Regions from separate parts of the Homo sapiens genome. Here region 1 is linked to region 2. The links are chromatin loops, found by intact Hi-C in ENCODE. Cell type or tissue: heart right ventricle. All regions are shown on one strand. Links, peaks and the distances in the headings refer to the core of each region. The heading gives the core; the rest is flanking DNA. Region 1 overlaps UACA (uveal autoantigen with coiled-coil domains and ankyrin repeats). Region 2 has its middle 41 kb from the start of LARP6.

What was found. Peaks named below come from ENCODE experiments on the same cell type or tissue, not always from the same donor. Only the 100,000 strongest peaks of a DNase experiment are listed, where the experiment ranks them.
Region 1: a loop joins it to region 2, with 3.0 times the contacts of the local background. A loop is called at or near these places in 7 of 110 quality-filtered maps.

The regions. Positions count from the first base shown.
Region 1 is chr15:70,716,786-70,727,994 of GRCh38, forward strand. The region is part of intron 1 of UACA (uveal autoantigen with coiled-coil domains and ankyrin repeats); the gene reads right to left. Among named protein-coding and RNA genes, the nearest start is that of UACA, 41 kb to the right of the region's middle. RefSeq lists an enhancer at 1,859-2,360. In heart right ventricle, for the core only: CTCF peaks have their summits at 6,028 (motif pointing left) and 6,227; no DNase peak of the experiment used is centred there; H3K27ac peaks cover 4,074 bases.
Region 2 is chr15:70,807,861-70,819,069 of GRCh38, forward strand. No RefSeq gene overlaps it. Among named protein-coding and RNA genes, the nearest start is that of LARP6, 41 kb to the right of the region's middle. In heart right ventricle, for the core only: CTCF peaks have their summits at 4,398 (motif pointing left) and 4,597; no DNase peak of the experiment used is centred there; H3K4me3 peaks cover 716 bases.

The DNA.
Region 1 (11,209 bases), core at 1,176-9,175, 91 kb before region 2:
TATTCATTTAAAACCTAACAGTATTCATCTATGTTTTATCAATAAAAGCTGAACTCAGCATCTGATCTAAAAGACAATCTGAATGGCCATGCAATAAAAACTAAGCAGTTAATAATTTTTATTAATAAATTTGTGGCTTCAAACAATGAAACATGGCTGGGCACAGTGGCTTATGCTTGTAATCCTAGCATTCTGGGAGGCCAAGGCGGGCAGATCACCTGAGGTCAGGAGTTTGAGACCAGTCTAACCAATATGGAGAAATCCCGTCTCTATCAAAAATACAAAATTAGCCAGATGTGGTGGCGCATGCCTGTAATCCCAGCTACTCGGGAGGCTGAGGCAGGCGAATTGCTTGAACCCAGGAGGCGGAGGTTGCGGTGAGCCGAGATCACACTATTGCACTCCAACCTGAGCAACAAGAGCAAAACTCTGTCTAAAAAACAAACAAACAATGAAACACTGCTACTACTGTAATGTCTAATCAGTATACATTCACACTTGAATGGAAACACTAAACTAGGCATGGACCATAACAGAGCAAGAACCATAAGAGCCTTCTCTATGTGTAACCTTTAGAGTTTGGCAAACTTTTTCAGTAAAAGATTACATAGTAAGTATTTTAGACTTTGCAGGCCATGTGGTTTCTGTTTTAACTATTCAACTCTGCCACTGTAAACTAAAACAGCCATAGGCAATATGTAATGAATAAGCATGGCTGTTTTCCACTAAAGCTTTATTTATAAAAATGGGCAGTAGGCCACAGTTTGCCAACCCTTGTTTCAGGTACTCACTGAACTTTGGCAAGAAGACACCTAGTTTATTGGCTCTGATCAAGCTAATCTGCATGCTGCCTTCTCATAAGACCTACCAGAAAGTACTCTCCATACTCATATTTTACTATCTGCAAAATTGCACAATGTATATGTGATGGTTAAATTTTGTGTCAGTTTGGTTCTGCTATGGTGCCCAGCTGTTTGGACAGATACAAGCACAGATGTAACTGTGAAGGTATTTTGTAGATGTGATTAACATCTATAATCAGTTGAGATTACCCTCTATAATGTAGATAGGCCTCAATCCCTTAAAGGGCTTAAGGGCAAAAACAGGATTCCCAGAGAAGAAGCAATTCTACCTCAAGACTGTAACATGAAAATCCTGCCTGACTTCCCTGCCTGCTCTACAAATTTCAGATTTGCCAGTACCATAATCACATCAGCCAATTCCTTAAAATAAATTTCTTTATACACACACACACACACACACACACACACACATATATATCCTATTAGTTTTATTTCTCTGGATAACCCTGATTTACATACTAGGTTAGTATATCCTTACATTTAAAAAGGGATATACTCTGATTTTTTGGTACATCAACAGAAAGTTATGATATATTGTATTACTATTTGAAATTATTTATTCTCCTGCTTCCTTACAAGGTGAGAGAGAGAGACAGAGGAACGGGGGGGAGGGAGGGGGAGGAGGGGGAGAGAGGGAGAGAGGAAGGGAGAGAGGGAGAGGGAGAGAGAGAGAGAATGTGTGTGTGTGTGTGTGTGTGTGTGTGTGTGTGTGTGTGTGTGTGTGTTAGGAGTTGACATCCCTAGGTTATTGCTTTGGGGATCAGCCATGTGATATGTTTGGCCAATAGAATGTGAATAGAAGTGAGGTACAATGCATGTTACCAAAAGCTTTAAGCAGCAATCTGAGTTACAGCCAGCCTTCTTGCTGTAGTACTTTGTGAAGAGACTGGCACATATCTTACGAGGCCTGTTCCTTCAGCCTTGGTTCCCAAATGAGAAAAAGTCTGGAGCAGAGCCACAGGTCAGGGCAGAACTGAAGTTGAATCACGGTCTATAATATAAAGTTAGTGGGAAATATAAGTTTGTTATCTTGAGAAGCCACTTAAATTTGGAGGTAATTACTATAACATGGCTGAACACTGCAAAATTTGGTACCAAAAGTGGGGTGCTACCTTAACAACAGCTACCACCAAAAATAATTTTAAAATATGTGATATAGGCTTTGAAACCAGGTGGCAGAAAGCAAGAAAACTGTTACTGGAGAATGGAAAAATAGCAACCCACATAAAGTGGTGGTAAATAAAACTGTCACATAAAAAATTGAATAACTTGGCAAAAAGATTATAAAAGCTGAACTTTAGTTGTCATTAAGTAGATTTAATAAAGTACCATTAGATTAGCTCATTAAAGGAAAAAGGAATCCCCCAGTCATAGGAAGGAGGAAGGAAGGGAGGAAGGAAGGGTAGAAAGAAGGGAGGAAGGAAAGAGGGAGGAAGGAAGAAAGAGAAAGAGAAGATGAAGAGAAGGAGAAGGAGAAGAGAAGAGAACAGAAGAGAAGAGAAGAGAAGAGGCTCAGAAAAGGGGCCTATGTGCAAGTAAGGATAAAAAAAGAGAGAACCTGAAATTCCTGGACTTGCAAGGTAGAAACTCCCAACTATTTCCCATTTCCAACAAGTAAAAAGGGTTTACAAAGGCCAATTATGACATAAACCCAGGGCAAAGACCAAATCATAAGTGTAGCCATCATAGTGTCTAAGACCTTTGAATTAATGCTGCCCCCAGTAAATCCACTCAGTGGAACAAAATGGCTTGGTGGGGGATTCCCCCGACAGGCAGACTAAGAATGTGGACCCACGGAAGCTCAATAAGCTCAAGATACCTGTACTGAAAACCAAAATAAAATGCACATCTCAACGAGTTGAGGATGTAGCTACTGGCACATGGCTCTGACTGAAATCAAATAGATAAAAAGAAAAAATACAACCACCAAAACATCATTCTGTTTGAATTAAGGAAACATTATTCTTCTAGATTACCTTTGGGCCCTCGATTTTCTATAGGCAAGAAGTGGGTTGAGAAAGGTGTTCAACCCTTATAACACTCCCTGACCAAGAAGAGCATATCCTCCAATACTCCATTCAAAAGTAGACAAGAATGATATATTAAAGGAAACACCTTACAGAGTACCCACCCAAGAATCATGGAAAACAACAAACTGGGTGAATAATCGAGGAAAATCCCCTAGGGCCAAGAAAAGTTACCCTTCCTACATTTATCCAGTAAGATTTTCATTGCTAAGGACCCACAATTGTTATGTGCTTCCTTTCTTCCCCCTTATTTATTTATAAATTGTTTGAGATACAGGGTGATATGGTTTGGATCAGCGTCCCCACCCAAATCTCATGTTGAATTGTAATCCCCAATGTTGGAGGTCAGCCTGGTGAGAGGTGACTGGATCATGGAGGCAGATTTCTCCCTTTGGTGCTGTTCTCATGAGATCTGGTTGTTTAAAGCATGCAGCACCTCCCCTCTTTCTCTTCCTCCTGCTCCAGCCATGTAAGATATGCCTGCTTCCCCTTCACCTTCTGCCCTGATTGTAGTTTACTGAGGCCTCTCCAGAAGCAAATGCCACTATGTTTCCTGTCCAGCCTGCAGAACAGTGAGCCAATTAAACCTCTTTTCTTTATAAATTACCCATTCTCTGGTATTTCTTTATAGCAATGTGTGAATGGACTAATACACAGTGTCTTGCTTTGTTGCCCAAGCTGGAGTGCAGTTGTATGATCATGACTAACTGCAGCCTCAAACTCCTGGGCTCAAGTGATCTTCCCACCTCAGCCTCCCAAAGTGCTACTACAGGCATGAGCCACCATGCCCCACCCATTCTTCCCCTTTCTTAACAGGAATGTTTATTGTGGATATCCTGTCTCTGTTCCACTACTGGGAGAGATGGATGGCAGAACTGGTATTTTAGTTCATTGATCTCTGGATCAAGAAAATCTACATAGATAAAAGACGTAGAAATCCTAAAGAGGTTTAGACTTCAAGACTAATGTTATTGAAGGAAATTCTTAGAGTATTTTCCTTGAGGAAGAGATAAATATATTTTGTATGCCGAAGCAAAGTAAGTCAATATTTGTGATCAAGAGGACAAACTGTGGTAGATTATATTACTGTTTGGTATTTACCAGCCCTGTCTTTGAAGAATATGCGCCCCTGCACCTCACTGACTCTGCACCTGACCATGTGACATGCTTTGGCAGTCATGAAGTACTCCACTCCTGAGCAGAAGATTTAACAGTATCACAAGTTACAGCCAGCCCTGAATTCTGCTCACTACCATGAAAATGGCAGGTAGAGACAGAGGATGCTCCATCATTCTGGATCTTAGGATGAAAATGTGGAGTGCAGCCACTTGCACAGTCAGCCCAAAGCCTACATGTGCCATAATGCTGACAAACCACCAAGATTTGGAGATTGTTTCTGCAGTGAAGTTGATTAATACAGAAATCAAATGAAACAAAAGGTTAAAGGGGGAGGAATGGCGTTACATACAAGTATAATTCTGGTAGTTGAATATAGTGTGAGATGCCTTAGGTGGCAAAATGAGTACAGTTAGTGAGGTAAAGAACACCCATTCCCATTCTGTTTCTAGAATGGCTATGGGTGTGGGTAAATATAGATTCTTTAAAGGATAAATCAGTTCAGTTTGGTTGTTGGATGTGATGGGTGGCAAAATATAAAACTACAGTTGCGGATGGGCGCGGTGGCTCACGCCTGTAATCCCAGCACTCTGGGAGGCCGAGGTGGGCGGATCACAAGGTCAGGAGATCGAGACCATCCTGGCTAACACGGTGAAACCCCGTCTCTACTGAAAAATACAAAAAAATTAGCCGGGTGTGGTGGCGGGAGCCTGTAGTTCCAGCTACTCGGGAGGCTGAGGCAGGAGAATGGCGTGAACCCAGGAGGCAGAGCTTGCAGTGAGCCGAGATCACGCCACTGCACTCCAGCCTGGGCAACAGAGCGAGACTCCATCTTAAAAAAAAAAAAAAAATTACAGTTGCAACCCTAATAAACTTTTATTAACCCAGCGCTTTGCACAGTCCTCAACTATAATCAACACAGGCTTTTATTACCATCTTCATAAAAAGAAAAGAAACTTAGAGTAAGTTCAGTCACCTGCCAACATTACACAGTTACCAAGGAATAGTTAAAACTCAAACCTGAGATTATCTAATTCTAAACTTTAAATTTTTTCTATACCATGCTGTCAAAAAACAAGGGTACAGATTATCTGGTAAACATTCAATTAAAGTGGTTACCTGATTTTATACCATTTGCCCATTAGATGCAAAAGAAAGGTGATTCCATGAACTCAGTTCTAAGTCTGAATCCTATTTAAAAACATTCTGTATCTCTATTCAGTAAGTTCTCTTAAATTTAGACTATACTAATTCAGAATTCTGAAAACTCAGATAAGGGATGGCCTTTTCGATATGAAAAATATTTCCCAGGCAAATTAATAATGCATTCAAATGATGGGTGATGCAGTTTGGGCATTTTAAACACTTTATAAACCCCTTAACGGCCTTCAAACTCCTTATATTTACTATAAATGTCATTTTTATTATACAATAACATATAGTAGAAAAATAATACTAATACAAACTCAAAAAAAGAGGAAAGGAAGGCAAGAGGGAAGAAAGAGGGAAAAGACAATCTAGCAAAATCACTTTTTTTTTTTTTTGAGACAGGATCTCACTGTGTTGCCCAGTCTGGAGTGCTATGGCACCACAGTAGCTCATCATGGCCTCGATCACCTAGGCTCAAATGAGCCTCTCACCTCAGCCTCCTGAGTAGCTGGGACTACAGACATGTGCCACCACACTGAGCTAATTTTTTTATTTTTAGTAAAGAAGAGGTCTTGCTATGTGGCCCAGACTGGTCCTGAACTACTGAGCTCAAGCAATCCTCCTGGCCTCCCAAAGTGCTGGGATCTGGCCTGCAAAACCACCATTAAAACAGTAACTTTATTTTTTGTTATACGTCTTTTCAAACTTCTTTTCAATATCTAGACATACATTAAACTTTTAAGTCAAAATGAGAACATACTATACACATATTCCACTTTAAGGAATATTCTTAATATGAGTTCACTGGAATTGCTTACTGATGAATATTCCTGACTGAGCATTTCAAAGCTCATTAAAATCTCAATCTTTCTGGCTCCCTCTGGTGGCAACTAAGAGAAGCTATTTTTTTCTTCAATTCAGTTTGAAAAAAATTAAGGTGGCACCACTCAGAAGCACTAACTTATCATTACTAAAAACATCTTTAAGAACCTATCTGAATATAGAATTTGTCCAGAAAGAAAAAAATGGACAATTTTTGAGTGAATTTCTATTAACCAACAGGGATTTGACATCAGAAAAACCTGGACAGAGTTCCTGACTTTACATTTGTTTGCTAGTTTACCTTGATCAAGTTACTTAGTCCCCCTGAGCGTCAGTTTCCTCATTTTAAAAATAATGCTAATAAAAACCACTTCATTTGTTATTAGAGTTAGGGTTAATATATGTGTACTCTGAAAATGCTCCACAGTACTGACACAGAAAAACAGTAAACAGCAGGTGCAGCGGCTCACGCCTGTAATCCTAAACTTTGGAAGGCCTAGAATGGAGGGTCGCTGGAGCTCAGGCATTTGAGACCAGCCTGGGCAACACAGTAGACTTTGTCTTCACAAAAAATTAGCCAGGCGTGGTGGTACACATCGGTAGTCCCAGCTACTCAGGGATACTCTTATAATAGACTTACTGTTCTTAAGACCAAAGTCCTTAATGACGTCTAAGATCCTCCATGGTCTCACCCCTCCTTACCTCTAAAGTATAATCTTGAAATGGGTACTCTCCCTCTAGCCTCCAATCTCTTTTCATAGCGAAGTTCTTCAAAATTACCAAGTTCCCTCACAGAGTACCAAGGTACAGTGCTACTCCCTTTGTGCTTCTTAATCCTAACTCATTTTTCAGATCTCATCTCAACTTTTTCCTTTTTTTTTTTTTTTTGAGACGGAGTCTCGCTCTGTCGCCCAGGCTGGAGTCCAGTGGCGTGATCTCGGCTCACTGCAAGTTCCGCCTCCCAGGTTCACGCCATTCTCCTGCCTCAGCCTCCCGGGTAGCTGGGACTACAGGTGCCTGCCACCACACCCGGCTAATTTTTTGTATTTTTAGTAGAGACGGGGTTTCATCATGTTGGCCAGGATGGTCTCGATCTCCTGACCTCATGATCCACCCGCCTCGGCCTCCCAAAGTGCTGGGATTACAGGCGTGAGCCACCACGCCTGGCCTTGAACTTTTTCAAAGAAACTTCCTCTGACTCCCCAGATTTTGTCAGGCCCTCCCTGTTATATATTCTGGTATATCTCTACTTCGTACACTTATTACATAGAGCTGTAGCTTTATATTTTAAGTGTGTTAGCTTTCTAATCCTGTCTCCCCCCACTTTTCTGTCTACAAATTTCTCAAGAGCAAGGAGTACATGTTCGAGCTTAGCACTCTATTTGTCTACATAGAGTAGGCACTTAAGTATCTGTTGAGCAACTGAATAAACTGAAATTAACAAATACTGCAATTAAAGAATTCTTTCTAAACCTACTTCACATAAAAGATGGTCATGGAAATGTAAAATAATATTCCAAATACTATGCTCCATATTTCTTCTCAGGCTATCTAGTGTTCATAAAGGCTGATAGAAAATAATACTCAGAAATATATTTAACCCATACTCACAGAAAAAGTTACACCCTTCAGAGAAGAAACTTTAAGAGCACAGAACCTAAATATATAATGATAGTCCTTTAAACATCTCAGTTTTAATTTTTTTTCAAATTTTAGTACATATGTGGTTTGCTTTCTGTAGCAAATATCTAACTGAAAATGTGTCTGAAAATGGAGTGTTTTTAACTGTACTACACAGTTTTACTTTTCAAGGAAAACTGGTGAATGAACTAGTACAGCTAACAATCACTCGCTAAAAGGTGTGCTTCATGGCTTCCTTGGAAGGTATGCACTGAACTATTTTAAACCAAGGCACACTTATAATTGCCTCAAAGAGTGTGACCTTTTTATAGATTAAACTCTTTCTCTATATAGTAGGCATCCCCAAGCACATAGTAAATTTTCATCCCAAATGGCTTTGTTCTCTATTCATCTGCACCAAGCCAGAAAAAAAAAGATATCTAGAAATCCCCAACCAAAGAAAGTTACAAAGTTTGCAATACTCTTGCCCAGAAGTTTGAGACCAGCCTCAGCAACATAGCAAGACTCTGTCTCTACAAAAAAAAAAAAAAAAATTTAACTAGCCAGGTATGGTGGCAAGCACCTTGTAGTCCTAGCTACACCAGAGGCTAAGTTGGGAGGATCACTTAAGCAAAGGAGGTTAAGGCTGCAGTGAGCCATCACCATGCTGCTGCACTCTAGCCTGGGCAACACAGCAAGATCTCAAAAAAAAAAAAATCTTCGTTTGATGGAATATTTGATAGATTTATCTGATAGATTTTTGGTAAATCCTATGACTCCAAAACAGCAATTATTTTTCCCCAAAAGCTGCATAATGATATAAAAAATCTAAAAATTAATTTCTTCCCCTGTTAGGTTAAAGGAAAATAGAGTTTAAAATATAGCTCATATTTATAATAGAATAAAATCCTTGAGGATCATCTTGTCCAGGAAAAGTAAATATTGGTACTATATGTGCCCTCCCTCCCATGGTGAATATGGATAAATCAAGCTTAGCACTCTTTCCTCTGACCAAGAATGTCCACAGACCTCCCAGGTTCCTTAGGATATGGCACTACTCAGTAATATAAGAAAAGCATAGTCATTTTAATTGTCAAAGGGAACATTTGCCATCAATGGTTGTGAAAGGAAGTAGCCAATACTTTAGGAAAACTTCCCTTCTCCCTGTCTGAAAAGAAAATCTTTCAACTTTCACAGTGTCCTTCTAACCTTAAGGAGGACCTCTCATGGTGGATCTCTTAATTCTCCAGTCTCTAGGAAGGCAGATAGAACTGTGATCTTATTAATAATATGTTTCCTATGTTATCATTGAACCAAAAAATAAAAACCAAGAGTGGGGATACAAATGTACCTGAGTGAAAGCAGAGGTATATTAAGAAGGAAGGTTTTCAAGAATTCTGGCACTGGCCATGCAGAAACAATCCAAGGAAGATGAAGGCGACACCAAGTCATCAAGATAACTTTGCTAGAAGAAAGAACCTGAAATGTACCCAACACATAGAAATGATAAACACTGAGGTGATGGATGCCCTAAATATCCTGACTTGATCATTACCCACTCCATGAATGTAGCAAAATTTCACAGGTACCCCATAAATATATACAAATATAATGTATCCAAATAAATAAATAAATAAAAATGGGATGACTTTAAACATCTGAATCTTATTCATTCCCACTGTTCTGCTTGCATCTTCTCTAAGCAAGCTTCCAACAAACTTGCTTTCCTACAGGAAGTGACTGGATGGAAGTATCCAGCCCCTAAACCAGCTATTTAGTTCTCATTATACATTAATAAAATGATTTAATACATCAGTGAACTTTCAGGGTAACTCAGCACCCCCAAATCCAATCAAGATTGAGTTTCTGCTTAAATAAGCATAAGGTAAATTTACCAAGATGACAAAAGGCCTTCACCTGGCAACAAAGGATTGGCTCTTCCCCAACAAAACTTCTCAAACTTTTACAAGATGTATATCTGAGCAGCATGGAGGAAATTGTTTAAAAAAAAATGTAAACAGCACTGATTTTCTCATTAGCTTAGAATTAGAAGCATATTCTTTGCTATTCGTGTATAAAACTAAATCTCTCTAAAATACAGATCTTAAAAATATGTATTCACGACTTTCTCCACTTATTTTCATTTCATTTGGCTTTACTTTTTCTTCTGAAATAGAAATAAGATCACAAAGCTCAGCATCCTGAAAAGGTTTTAAGATCACATGTTAAGAAATAAACACTCAGAATACTAATGAAAGGGAATAGCCGAAAAATTAACAGCTATGGGATGTGGTATTAGAGAAGACATTTTTTCTTTATATGTTCGGTACCTTCTAAATTTTCTACAATAAATATTGTTCTGTTCAGCCTCCTTTATTTGGAAGGAACAAGTACCTGTCCAATTTATTTGTGATTTATCACAAAGTTATACAAAGAATCACAAAGGAAATCTCACAGGAAATAATGGGAACCACAACTGAGCTGAGCCCTATAAAGTCAGGAGCTAGAGGGTGGCCTGGGAGTCAATTCTGTTCTGGGAATCTCAAGCAGAGGATGAGTGGTGATGTGGCCAGTGCTCAGCCATGCACGCTGCTCAGAGCTCTAATCCACATGCTCTTCCACTCTCACTATCAGCTGGAAACATTCTTTTTTGCCTTCATCTTAAACTCTAAATTCCTTTCATTTTAAGTATAAGGCTGTAGTATAAGAAGGTTAGAAAAATATGCAGCTTTTTCTTAAGGGTTAAATTTAATGCTTTTTAGATTATATAAGGAATACATAATCGCAGCTTTTAAAAAGATCCAACAGTATAAAGAAGGGTATATAAAAAGGAAAACCTCCTTCCGCCCATTCCTCTTCCCTGGCATATTTTGGGGAGAAGAGAAAGTAATCTATGACAGAAAAATTTATAATTAATGCATGTTTCCAAAAATCACAAAAATATTATTTAATAAACCACAATATCCTATAACTTTTTTCTCATTTTATTAAATTAAAAATTGCTGTATAACCAGAAAATAGATAATCAAAAAGCAAAAATAGTTCACTTTAAAATTACTTGATACTGCATACTGCATAAAAAATAAGAAGCACTTTAAAATTGATTGGTTCTATTTTAAATAGACATTTTTATTAACTTTACTGTCCATGGAGTAGATACGTTTACATTAACAACCTATTTATAAATTATATAAAATGCCTCATCATTGTAGAAATATTTCAATTCCTATTAAACTTTTTATTTGTCTCGTTCAGGTTTAATTGGTTAAAATTAAAATAATTGTGAAACTGTTCTCAAAAACTAAAAACACCAAATAAACATAAGGCAGTGATGTTTAATGTATTAATTACTAAATATCTTAAACTGTTCTAGAACTTCTACTTAATATAGCCAGTAATCAGTGGTTTTCAAACCTTTCTAATTTTAAAAATTTTCTTAAAAGCCTTGAAATGAAGAAAGAAAGAAGGGTGGCTCTGTTTGAAAGTAGGGCCTCTTCACTGCCTATATTCTTTCCCTGAACCACCTAAGGCTCTTCACAGAGCAGCTCAAAGTGTAGTAGACAAACCGTTTTCATCAAAATAACCTGGTGCATAACACTAACCAAACTAACC
Region 2 (11,209 bases), core at 1,050-9,049:
CCCCAAGGCCTTCTCCTGACCACTTGCACAAGGGAGAGCCCCTGCTTCCACCGACACCCCACTTCCCAACACAGCAGGCTGTCTCAGCCACCCTGGGGGTGAGTGCTGGGTTTTGGCATGAACTTCATTATGCCTGCTGCGATGGGAAGGAGCTGAAACAGCTCCAGCACCCACTTCCATGTCCAACCTTACCTAGGTCCGCTGAGGCTGGCCCAGGTACACAACCCAAAGTAGGGGGCAGCTAATGCCCCATGGTGTGAACTTTGAGCAGTGAGAGACCCAAGTAACAGATAGGTTCTTGATGATTCTCCCTAACACACTGCTCTGAGGTGCAATGGCTTTATGTGGCCTCCCCAGAGACTCTAGTGTGGCTTGGTGATTCTTTCTATTTCATGGGGTGCCACAGCCAGCTTTATTATCCCACTTTGTTGGTTTTCACTATTTCTTTTTTTCTTTTCTTTCTTTCTTTTTTTTTTTTTTTTGAGACAGACTCTTGCTCTGTCGCCCAGGCTAGAGTGCAATGGCACGATCTTGGCTCGCTGCAACCTCCGCCTCCCAGGTTCAAGCGATTTTCCTGCCTCAGCCTCCCGAGTAGCTGGGATTAAAGGCATGTGCCACCACGCATATGCCACCACGCCCGGCTAATTTTTTTTATTTTTAGTAGAGACGGGGTTTCACCATGTTGGTCAGGCTGATCTTGAACTCCTGACTTCAAATGATCCACCCGCCTCAGTCTCCCAAAGTGCTGGGATTACAGGCGTGAGCCACTGCACCTGTCTGGTTTTCACTATTTCTCTGCCTCATTTCCTCTTCCTCTCACACTTCATAAGCTTTATCATGCGAGTGCTGCCTTTTTTTTTTTTTTTTTTTAGGAGAAATGGGTTATGATAGAGGGCCGGGCAAGGTGGCTTATGTCTGTAATCTCAGCACGTTGAGAGTCTGAGGCAGGTGGATCACTTGAGGTCAGGAGTTTGAGGCCAGCCTGGCCAACATGACAAAATCCCTTCTCTACTAAAAATAAAAAAATAAAAAAAACATATACTGGCCATCTTGCTGGCCCTGTCTAGTGAGGGTTTGCCACATTCGTAATGTTACATTTCTTGCTTTTGAGTATGTTAGAACAAACTCATACGCCTTACAAATATTTGGGCAGTAGAATCAAGAGAGCATGGAGTCAAACAGGCCACTCTTCGAATCGTAGTCCCATCGCTCACTATCTCTGTAAAGTTCTCTAAGAAGACCTGACTTCTCCATCTCTTAGTTTCCTCCTCCATGAGATGAAGATAATCAAACGTACTCCATTGAGTCAGTGGTGATCAAATTAAATGAGATGATGTACGTGGGTTACTTAGCATATTGCTGGACATACAGGATGAGCTGGCAAGGGTGTTTTTGTTGTAATGATTAGGAAAATTGAAGCGTAGGAGACTTTTGGGTCAGTGTCCTGGGAACAGCAACTGCAGAGAGGGACTGCAGGACTCAGGCCTGAGGGAGGGGCAAAACGCCAGTGGCTGAGGCCAGTCTGAAAGATTTCCCAGACTAGATTCCAAGTGTGGGGATGGGGAATGACATGAACAATAATCCAGGTCTCCTCTGGAACCCATTTCATCTCCAAGGCTGCATAGGCCCACTGAGCCACCCACGCTGACCTCAGCCCAGAGCAGATCTGCCTCCTATCCCTGAATGATATTTCCACCGCTGCTCCTGTCCCCATTTTATCCTTAGAAAGAACAGGCTTCTTGCCTGCTTGTTTTCACTGTGGCCTTGGTATTGAAAGCTAAAGGCATGATTTGGCAGAAGGTAAAGCCCGGGGAAACCTAGGACAGAGGCTCTTGCTGCCCACAGCCTCAGCAGCCTGCAGACACATCTGATGCCAGCTTGGATGTCAGAGACTACAAGGTCATTGTCACACGTGCATGGTGGTGCTACCGCTTGAGCCCTTTGTTTATTTTTATTGTTCTACTGCTACCGGTGGTAAGAGACTACCAGTGGGGAAAGGTGGGAAGGAGAGGGGAAGAGATTTCTACCCCTTCCCCATTTCCCTGTGTCTTTACTGCTGCCCCACATCTGGAGCTAAGCAGTTGGGTTTGAGGGAACTGAAGCAGGCTGGAGAATGTGGTACTATGGGTCATAGACAGGCTTAAGGGAGGCCTTCGTTTTGTTCTGTTTTTGTTTTTTTTTTTATGATGGAGGAGTGTGCACATGGAAAGAGCCAGAGAGAGAGAGAGAGAGAGAGGGAGATGAAAGCTGGTAGAGCAAAGACCCCGAGGAAATATGTGAGGGGTGAAGGCACTGGAATCCAGGGCACTGGGGAAGAGATTCTGGTGTCTATATAGATGGCGCACCCAGTTCTCTGACACTGGTGGGGAGGATGTGAGGGCTGGCAGACCTAAATATTTTTGTGGGAGGGAGGCTGGAAGTAGAGGGATTTCATGCCAGATGGTCTCAATTTTCTTTCTCTTTCTTTCTTTCTTTCTTTCTTTCTTTCTTTCTTTCTTTCTCTTTCTTTCTCCTTCCTTCCTTTCTTTTTGACAGAGTCTCACTCTGTCACCCAGGCTGGAGTGCAGTGGCACGATCTTGGCTCACTGGGCTCAAGCAATTCTCCTGCCTCAGCCTCCTGAGTAGCTGGGACTACAGGCGCACGCCACCATGCCTGGCTAATTTTTGTATTTTTAGTAGAGACAGTGTTTTGCCATGTTGGTCAGGCTGGTCTCGAACCCCTGACTTCAGGTGATCCACCCACCTCAGCCTCCTAAAGTGCTGGGATTACAGGCGTGAGGCACCGCGCCCAGCCAGGCAGGATGGTCTCAATTTTTGCTGGGAGCTAGGAGGCAAAGCCATCTGCTGAGAGGAGACTTGAGGTAAGGATGGAAATTAAGGAGTAGTGGGGAAGGTCTGGAATAGCCATCGTGGGGACAGGAAAGGATGCTTCCTAGAGGCAGGTCAAAGGATTGTACAGATGCACTGAGGACTGTGAATTTACAATTTATCCCTGAGCAGCACTGAGCAGTACAGACCTGGGGTCCAAAAAGGTAGAGGATGGGATTAGCCCCAGGATTGCTACCTATGCATGAGACCTACAGACATTATTGTGGAAAGTATCTTGAGCAATGCTTCATGTCTAAATAGTTATTAAGCCCAGACCTTTCTAATTCATCTCCTGGGAGCAGTCAGAAAGTAAGTGGCTCGGTCAGAAGGTAAGTGGCTCACACCATCGGGCCATCCCACCCCCGTGTGCCACTTCATCTTCCTCTGCCCCCAGGGTCAAGTGACTGGTATTGCGGGCAGCTCAGACGCTGCAGGAGCAGATGGCCAAGTAGGTAACCCCTGCCTCTTTGGCATGATCTGTCTGTCTGTGACCCCTGCACATGGACCCCAGGGGCCACACACAGCCAACACAGAGCGGGGGCCCTGATTGCCTGAGTTTATGGGCTCTTTAAACACCAGGCTTATAGTCCTTCATGTAGCCGGGCCCAGATCTCAGCCAATCAATCAAAAGCCGGTCATGGGATGTCACTGTGCTTCCTCTCCAACACATGGAGAAGGCCAGCCTCCCCGGTGCCAAGGCCAACATCCCTGGTCCCAAGGCCAGCTTTATTAAGTGGAGCTTGTTCTTAGAGGTCTTATTAATTGATATACACCCAAATGTATCTGTGTTTCCACAAATCAGTTGTTTCCCAAAAGTCCCCCTGTGGATGAAAAAAGCTAGGGGACAGGGTGACTTGGAAATATGTCTCCTGGCATAAGGCAGATGATTTATTGGTAGAAAAACCAAATTGGGGTCATTTACTGTCCTTACATAAAATAGTTTCATGCTTGGTACTGACCTACCTTTCCAAGATCCTGTGAGCATGCAGATGTCAACCAAGCAGCTCAGCCTTCTAGGAGAGACATGAGCCATGTGAACTCACTATGTTCTCACTTTTTTTTTTTTTTTTTTTTTTTTTTTGAGACAGGGTGTTACTCTGTTGCCCAGGCTGGAGTGCAGTGGTACAATCACGTCTCACTGCAGCCTTGACCTCCCAGGCTCAAGCAGTCCTCCCACCTCAGCCTTCAGAGTAGCTGGGACTACAGGTATATGCCACCACACCCAGCTAATTTTTTTAAAATTATTTTTTGTAGAGATGTTGGTCTCACTATGTTGCCCAGGCTGGTCTGGAACTCCCGGGCTCAAGCAATCCTCCTGCCTCGGCTTCCCAAAGTGCTAGGATTTACAGGCATGAGCCATTGCTCCTGGCTCCACTTATTTAAAAAGATAAAGGGTGAAAAATAAAAATCGAGGAAAACTCACCTAGCTTCGTCGTTTATCAACCGTGCATCCTTTTCATTTTGGCAGTTGAGACTTGAGCATTGTTCTAGAGTGAGTCTTGAAATGTTGCCATCTTGTGGTAGAAGAGAGTAACTGCTTGTTTACTCTCTGTGGTCGTATTTATTTCAAGTACTGTATTTGTTGAGGTCCGCTCTGTATCAGGCACTGTACAATAATTGCAGTCATAACTTTACATTAAGAATAAGGGTCTGCTAGCCGGACGCGGTGGCTCAAGCCTGTAATCCCAGCACTTTTGGAGGCCGAGACGGGCGGAACACGAGGTCAGGATATCGAGACCATCCTGGCTAACACGGTGACACCCCCGTCTCTACTAAAAACACACAAAAAATTAGCTAGGCGTGGTGGCGGGCGCCTGTAGTCCCAGCTACTCGGGAGGCTGAGGCAGGAGAATGGCGTGAACCCCGGGAGGCGGAGCTTGCAGTGAGCCGAGATCGCACCACTGCACTTCAGCCTGGGCGACATAGTGAGACTCCATCTCCAAAAAAAAAAAAAAAAAAAAAAAAAATAAGGGTCTGCCTATGCTGTGGGAGCCTCTTCCTGGGATTGGTGGTGACTGCCATTCCAGACCCTCCATACCAACTGCATCGTGGGAAGCCAGTACCCTCACACCCCATTCTATTTGAGGTTTTACCCAGAATCTTGGATGCTGAAAGGAGCCTGATGGAACAATGCTACCTTAGTCTGCATCATTCATTTCAGGTGAATCAAAAGGTGACTTTTTCCAGCTGTGGCAATTTCCCAGTGGTTCTCAGTCCTGGCTGCACATTGGAATCACCTGCAGGCTTTTAAAAACCACAATGCCCAGGCTTTACCTCCCAGAGACTCTGATTTAATAGTGCAGGGTGAGGCACTGGTATTTTTATAGCTCTCTGGGTCAGGAATGAGAGATGCTATAACATTTAGGACGGGTCAGTCATCACCATTTTTATTGCTATTATAACTGGAAGAATTACCCTCCCAACCTTCCTGCATGCGCATACACACACAGACACACACACACACACACACACAGACACACACACCTCTGCCCCCTCACCACATTGGGACAGAAATTGGAGAACAGCATGCATGGCTCCATCATCTAAAAACTTCATTTGTCTCTCACATTATAAATAATACTTTCCAAGCTTTTGGGGCAATGGGGCGGGGGGGGGGTCTTTGAGACGCTTTACAAGTTACTAGCAAAGGTATATGGCCAACAGGCCCCTTTTCTTATTCTTGGTCAGTCGAAGGGAGCACCATTTGAAGGTAGGATGGATGGAAAATTGAGCAAAAGAATACATTCTGGTCACCAAAACGATGTAAAGTGAAACTCCAAGGCACAGCCTGGTAGAGTATGGACAGTTTGGGAAAAATAAGGTTTGTTTTCTTTTTAAAGGTAAAATCTATGCTATTTCTGGGAATTAATGTTTGTCAGGGGAGAGTGTGTGCATGCACCGACTATTATTCCAGGAGCATTAGGAGGAATAAAGACATCTCTTTTCCATTCACTTTGGTAGGGACAACTTAAGGGGAAACAAGCATGAATCCCTGCATCCCCGACAGCTCGTCTGGCTCTGAGGGACTTGGAGAGCCCAAGTTTGTCTTGGACCAGTTTGATGAGCTACCAGGTGCAATTCTGAATGGAATAACTAAGACTTGGCTAAATCAACTCTCGGGGGGAGTTGGGTAGGGTGTGGGAGAGCCTTGTGTGACAGACCAGTCCCTGTAGGTGGGAGGTGAAGTTTCTCAAACACAGGAGAGGATACATACCTGTCTTAGTGGATTTTTTGCTGCTACAACAGAATACCATAGACTGGGTAATTTATAATGAACAGAAATTTATTTGGCTCATGGTTCTGGAGGCTGGGAAGTCCAAGATCAAGTTGCCACATCTGGGAAGGCCTTCTTGCTGTCATAACATGGCGGAGGGCATCACACAGGCAAGAGTGCACACACGTGAGAGGGAAGGGGGCTGAAGTAATCTTCTCAGGAGGAACTCATTCCTGCAATAATGAACCCAATCTCATGAAAACAGTATCAATCCACTCATTGGGTACAGCCCGCATGGCCTCATCTCTTAGAGGTCCCACCTCTTAATACTGTTACACTGGGGATTAAGCTTAATGCCTTTTGGGGGACACATTTGAACCACAGCAACATTCCAGAGGGGGAAGGTTTGAAGGAGGCTGTGTCTCTGAAAGGAAGGTAGATATAAAGTCAAAAGAACAAGATTAAAAACTGAAAGGCACCACCTAAAGAGTCTCCAGTTTTCCATGGAAAACCATTCAATGAAATGTTTAATTCATTGAATGGTTTTCCTTGGGAGCACAAGAAAAATGGTATTGATGGCCATTTAAAACTTTTCTCTGATATGTTGTGACTTTCTTTAATTTTCCCACCTTGAGTAAAGTTGGATATATTTATTCACTTTTGTGTGGTTATGTCATGAAGACAGGAGAGACACATTTGCTGCCTCCCAATGCTCGGAGATCATTGTGCAGGAAGCAGCAGGATGCTGGGGCAGGCTTGCCCAGTGATGACCTGAACTGGGGACCACAAGGAACCAAGAGCTGCCAGAAGACAAAAGAGCTCAGAGGGATGGAGGCCAGGGGAAAACTGAGATGTGGGAGTAGGAAGACAACTCCACCCCACCACCACTAAATACAGGAGCACGTGACCCTTAAGAAGAATGGGAAAGCTGCCATTTAGGTTACAGCATAAATTCCTTCTTTACTGAGATAAAGGTGTGAACCCTGAATATTTGATACAAGTCTCAGTTCATCTAGAAAGTCTATTTTGCCAAGATTGAGGACGCAGGCCTGTGATACAGCCTCCAGAGGTCCTGATGACATGTGCCGAAGGTGGATAGAGCACAGTTTGGTTTTGTACATTTTAGGGAGACATGAGACATCAATCAACATATGTAAGATGAACATTGGTTCCGTCTGGTCCAGAAAGGTGGGACAACTGGAAGCCAGGGAGGGGGCTTCGAGGTCGTGGGTAGATAAGAGACAAATGGTTGCATTCTTTTGCCTCTCCAAAGTGACAATCAGATATGCATTTATCTCAGTGACTTTGAATAGAATGGGAGGCAGGTTTGCCCTAAGCAGTTCCCAGCTTGACTTTTCCCTTTAGCTTAGTGATTTTAGGGGCTCAAGATATTTTCCTTTCACAAATGGGAAAGAGAAAGGTGGTTGACAGAGAAGGCTGATCTAGAGTTATGATTTTTAACTCAATTCATTTTGGGTGGCAGCAGGATATTCAAGCAGAGACTTCCCATAGATATGAAGACATATGTGATAAGGAGAAGGTGCGAATTTAAGACCAGTGGTAAAAATTGGAAAATGTAAGTAAGCAGAATGAAAATTGTCTAGGTATGACAGGTTTGAAGTCATAGACCAAGTCCTAGCCCTTTATTTTATACGTGAGGAAACTGAGACCAGAGAGTGGCAAGGACTACTGACATCCTTGAGACAACAGAGCTACTCCTCCTGGCATCCATGGTTTGACTCCGCCTCTCCTCACTCCCAACTCAGGTCTTGTTTTTGTCTTCTGTTTGCCCAGGTGTCATTTTGGTCCTGGTAATCTGAACACGGACAATGGTGAACACATGAAAAGCACTTCGCGGGACATGCTGGGGAACCCACTAACCAATAGTCTTTTATTGACTTTCCTTGTGTTACTGGTTTAAACAAATTTTTTTTGCTCTTTTTGTTTGTTTTCTAGTAGAGTAGTCACCAATGTTTGTGTAGACAGAGGGTTAAATCTCTGAGTCAGAACTCCCCGCTTTCTTTCAGCATATTCAAAGATTTCAGGATGCATGAGCAAAAGGTATCAAATGGTTTCCATTTAAAAGGGGACTTGAAATTGAGCCATAGGGCTTGGCTGCAGTCCTCATGCTAAGAGATTTCAATGGGGACAGGCTAACCTTTTTATTGAGGAGATGTTTGCCCATTACCAAGAGGAGAAATAAAGCAGGAAAGAGGTGCAGAGGCATCCCAGGAACCAAATGAAATGGCCTCTTTAAATGGCCATTGTTACTATTTCCAACATATTTTTTTTTTTTTTTTTTTTTTTTTTTGAGACAGAGTCTCGCTCTGTTGCCCAGACTGGACTGCAGTGGTGTGATCTCGGCTCACTGCAACCTCCGCCTCCTGGGCTCAAGCGATTCTCCTGCCTCAGCCTCTCGAGTAGCTGGGATTACAGGTGCCCGCCACCAGGCCCGGCTAATTTTTGTATTTTTAGTAGAGGTTTTGCCATGTTGGCCAGGCTGGTCTTGAACTCCTGACCTCAGGTGATCTGCCTGCCTTGGCCTCCCAAAGTGCTGGGATTACAGGGGTGAGCAACCGCGCCTGGCCTCTAACAGATTTTTAAACTCATTTTCTTGTTTTTTTCTTCCTTAGGTAGAAGATTATGAAATGTGCAAAAATTGATCATCTGGTTTCTTTTCCTAATATTTATATTTCTTATTTATATTTCTTATTTCATTCTCTTGCTTAGTGACTTTGAAAGCACTTCCAGAAGAGAATACAAAAGCAGTGCTAATGCCAGGCGCCTTTGTCTTTTCTCTGATGCCAGGAGAATGCTCATGAGTGTCTTCCCTTGAGCGTGATGCCGGCAGTCATTTGATGTGCACGTGGAAGTTTTTGGTTATATTATGCAACTACCCTTCCATTCTCTTTTTGGTGCTCTGGTTGCATGGAAAAGTTATCTGGTGGTGATTTCTGAGACTTTGGTGCCCCCATCACCCAAGGTATCCTTCTATTCTTATATAAAACATTGCTATTAGGAGTAAATGTTACTTTTAAAAATTGTTTTTATGCATTTATTGAGACTTTTTTCTTTTTGTGTTCACAGCCTGTCAAATTTTGAATAATCTCACAATTTTTTGCAGCTATCCCGCAACCGCAAAGGAGGAGGAATCGGCCTCCCTCAGCTCAGGCTGAAGTCTTTCTCTTTTTAAAAATCAGGATTGATGTCTTTGCAGCCATTTTATGAATAGACTTGGGGGTTTGGGTTGGCATTTTTGCTGCCAGCAGGAGGGTCCAGCAAACAGACTCCTCTGTTGGCTCTCGACTTGTCATCTCCTGTCTGCAGTGCCAGCCATCACATGTCAAGCCCCTTCAAGCAGTGATTCATGGGGCTCCCAACAGCCTTGACCACACTCATCTTCCAGTGTTTCTGAGGTCAGAGGTGCTAGCCCTACCCATGAAGCTCAGTTCCCCATGGTTAAGCCTCATTTGTCCATGAGGACTTGGGATGGCCTAGAAAACAGCTCCAGGAGGTGTTCAGACTTGCTTGGGCCTCCTGTGTCTTGTGTTTATAGCAACAGAGCCCAAGCTGTGACCTGTGAGAAAGCTTCTGTGTTCTGGATCAGGCCACCCTGAATACCTGGGACCCCCTGAATAGCTTGGAGATGTCATATTTGTTTATTCTGAAACAGAAGGCCAAGAAAACACATTGGAAGAAGCCCTGTCCCTGCACCAGTGGAGCTGGCCAAACAAGGAAACTGTAACCACAAAGCTAAACCTCATTTTAAAGGCCAAACTGTTTTCTTCTCCTTCCCAGTCCTCAGTCACAGTTAAATGTTTCAATTATTTGGATCTGTCTTCTCAAAACATGATTACTTTTCTCTTTAATCACTTTTTAAAAATGAAAAAGCACCTTTCCCATAATTTACTATTATATACCCATTCTCCACTTAGTAGCCAGAATGATCTTTAAGAGGCATAGATTCCTTTCCAAGTGTTTCTATGGCACTACATGGGCTGGCTCTGCCCATCTCTCTGACCTTGCTGTGTGACACTCTCCCCCAAGCTCTTTGAGCTCCAGCCACACTGGCCTTTAGTTTATGCACTGAGCACTTCAGGTTCAGGGAACTTACAAGGATAGGTGGCTGCATACACACCTGAAACCACAAATCAATCATTTTTATTACATTTATCTATTTATTTATTTTGAGATAATCTCACTCTATTGCCCAGGTTGGAGCGCAGTGGCGCGATCTTGGCTCATTTCAACCTCCGCCTCCTGGGTTCAAGCAATTCTCCTGCCTCAGCCTCCTGAGTAGCTGGGACTACAGGCATATGCCACCATGCCGGGCTAATTTTTGTATTTTTATTAGAGGCAGGGTTTCACAATATTGGCCAGGCTGGTCTCAAACTCCTGATCTTGTGATCCACCTGCCTCGGCCTCCCAAACTGCTGGGATTACAGGCGTGAGCCACCACATCTGGCCCTTTATTACTTTTAAAAACTTACAGTAAACTTCACTCCCATTGTTGTCCAGTTCTATGACATTTCACAATGCATAGAGTCTTGTAATCACCACCACAAACAGGATACAAAACAATTTCAATATCTAATAGAATTCCTTCATGCTGGCCTTTTGTAGTCAGTCCGTTTTCCTCCCATACCCTGGCAACTACTGGTCTGTTTTCTGTTCCTATAAGTTTGCTTTTTCCAGACAGCCATACAAATGGAATCAGACAGTATAAATCTTTCGAGACTGGTGTCTTTCACTTAGCATAAGGCATTCAATATTCATCTACATTGTTGAGTGTATCAGTAGCTCATTCCTTTTTATTGTTGAGTAGTATTCCATTGTGTGGATGTACCACAGTTTGTTTATCCATTTATTTGTTGACAAACATTTGGGTAGTTTTCAGTTTGGTGCAATTCTGAATAACGCTACCATTATTGTGTACAGATTTTTCTGTGAATGTGAGTTTTCATTTCTGTATGAGACATACCCACAAATGATATTTCTGAGTCAAATGGTAAATATATGTTTAATTTTGTAAGAAAATATCAACCTTGCCAGGCGTGGTGGCTCACGCCTGTAATCCCAGCACTTTGGGAGGCCGAGGCGGGCGGATCATGAGGTCAGGAGATCGAG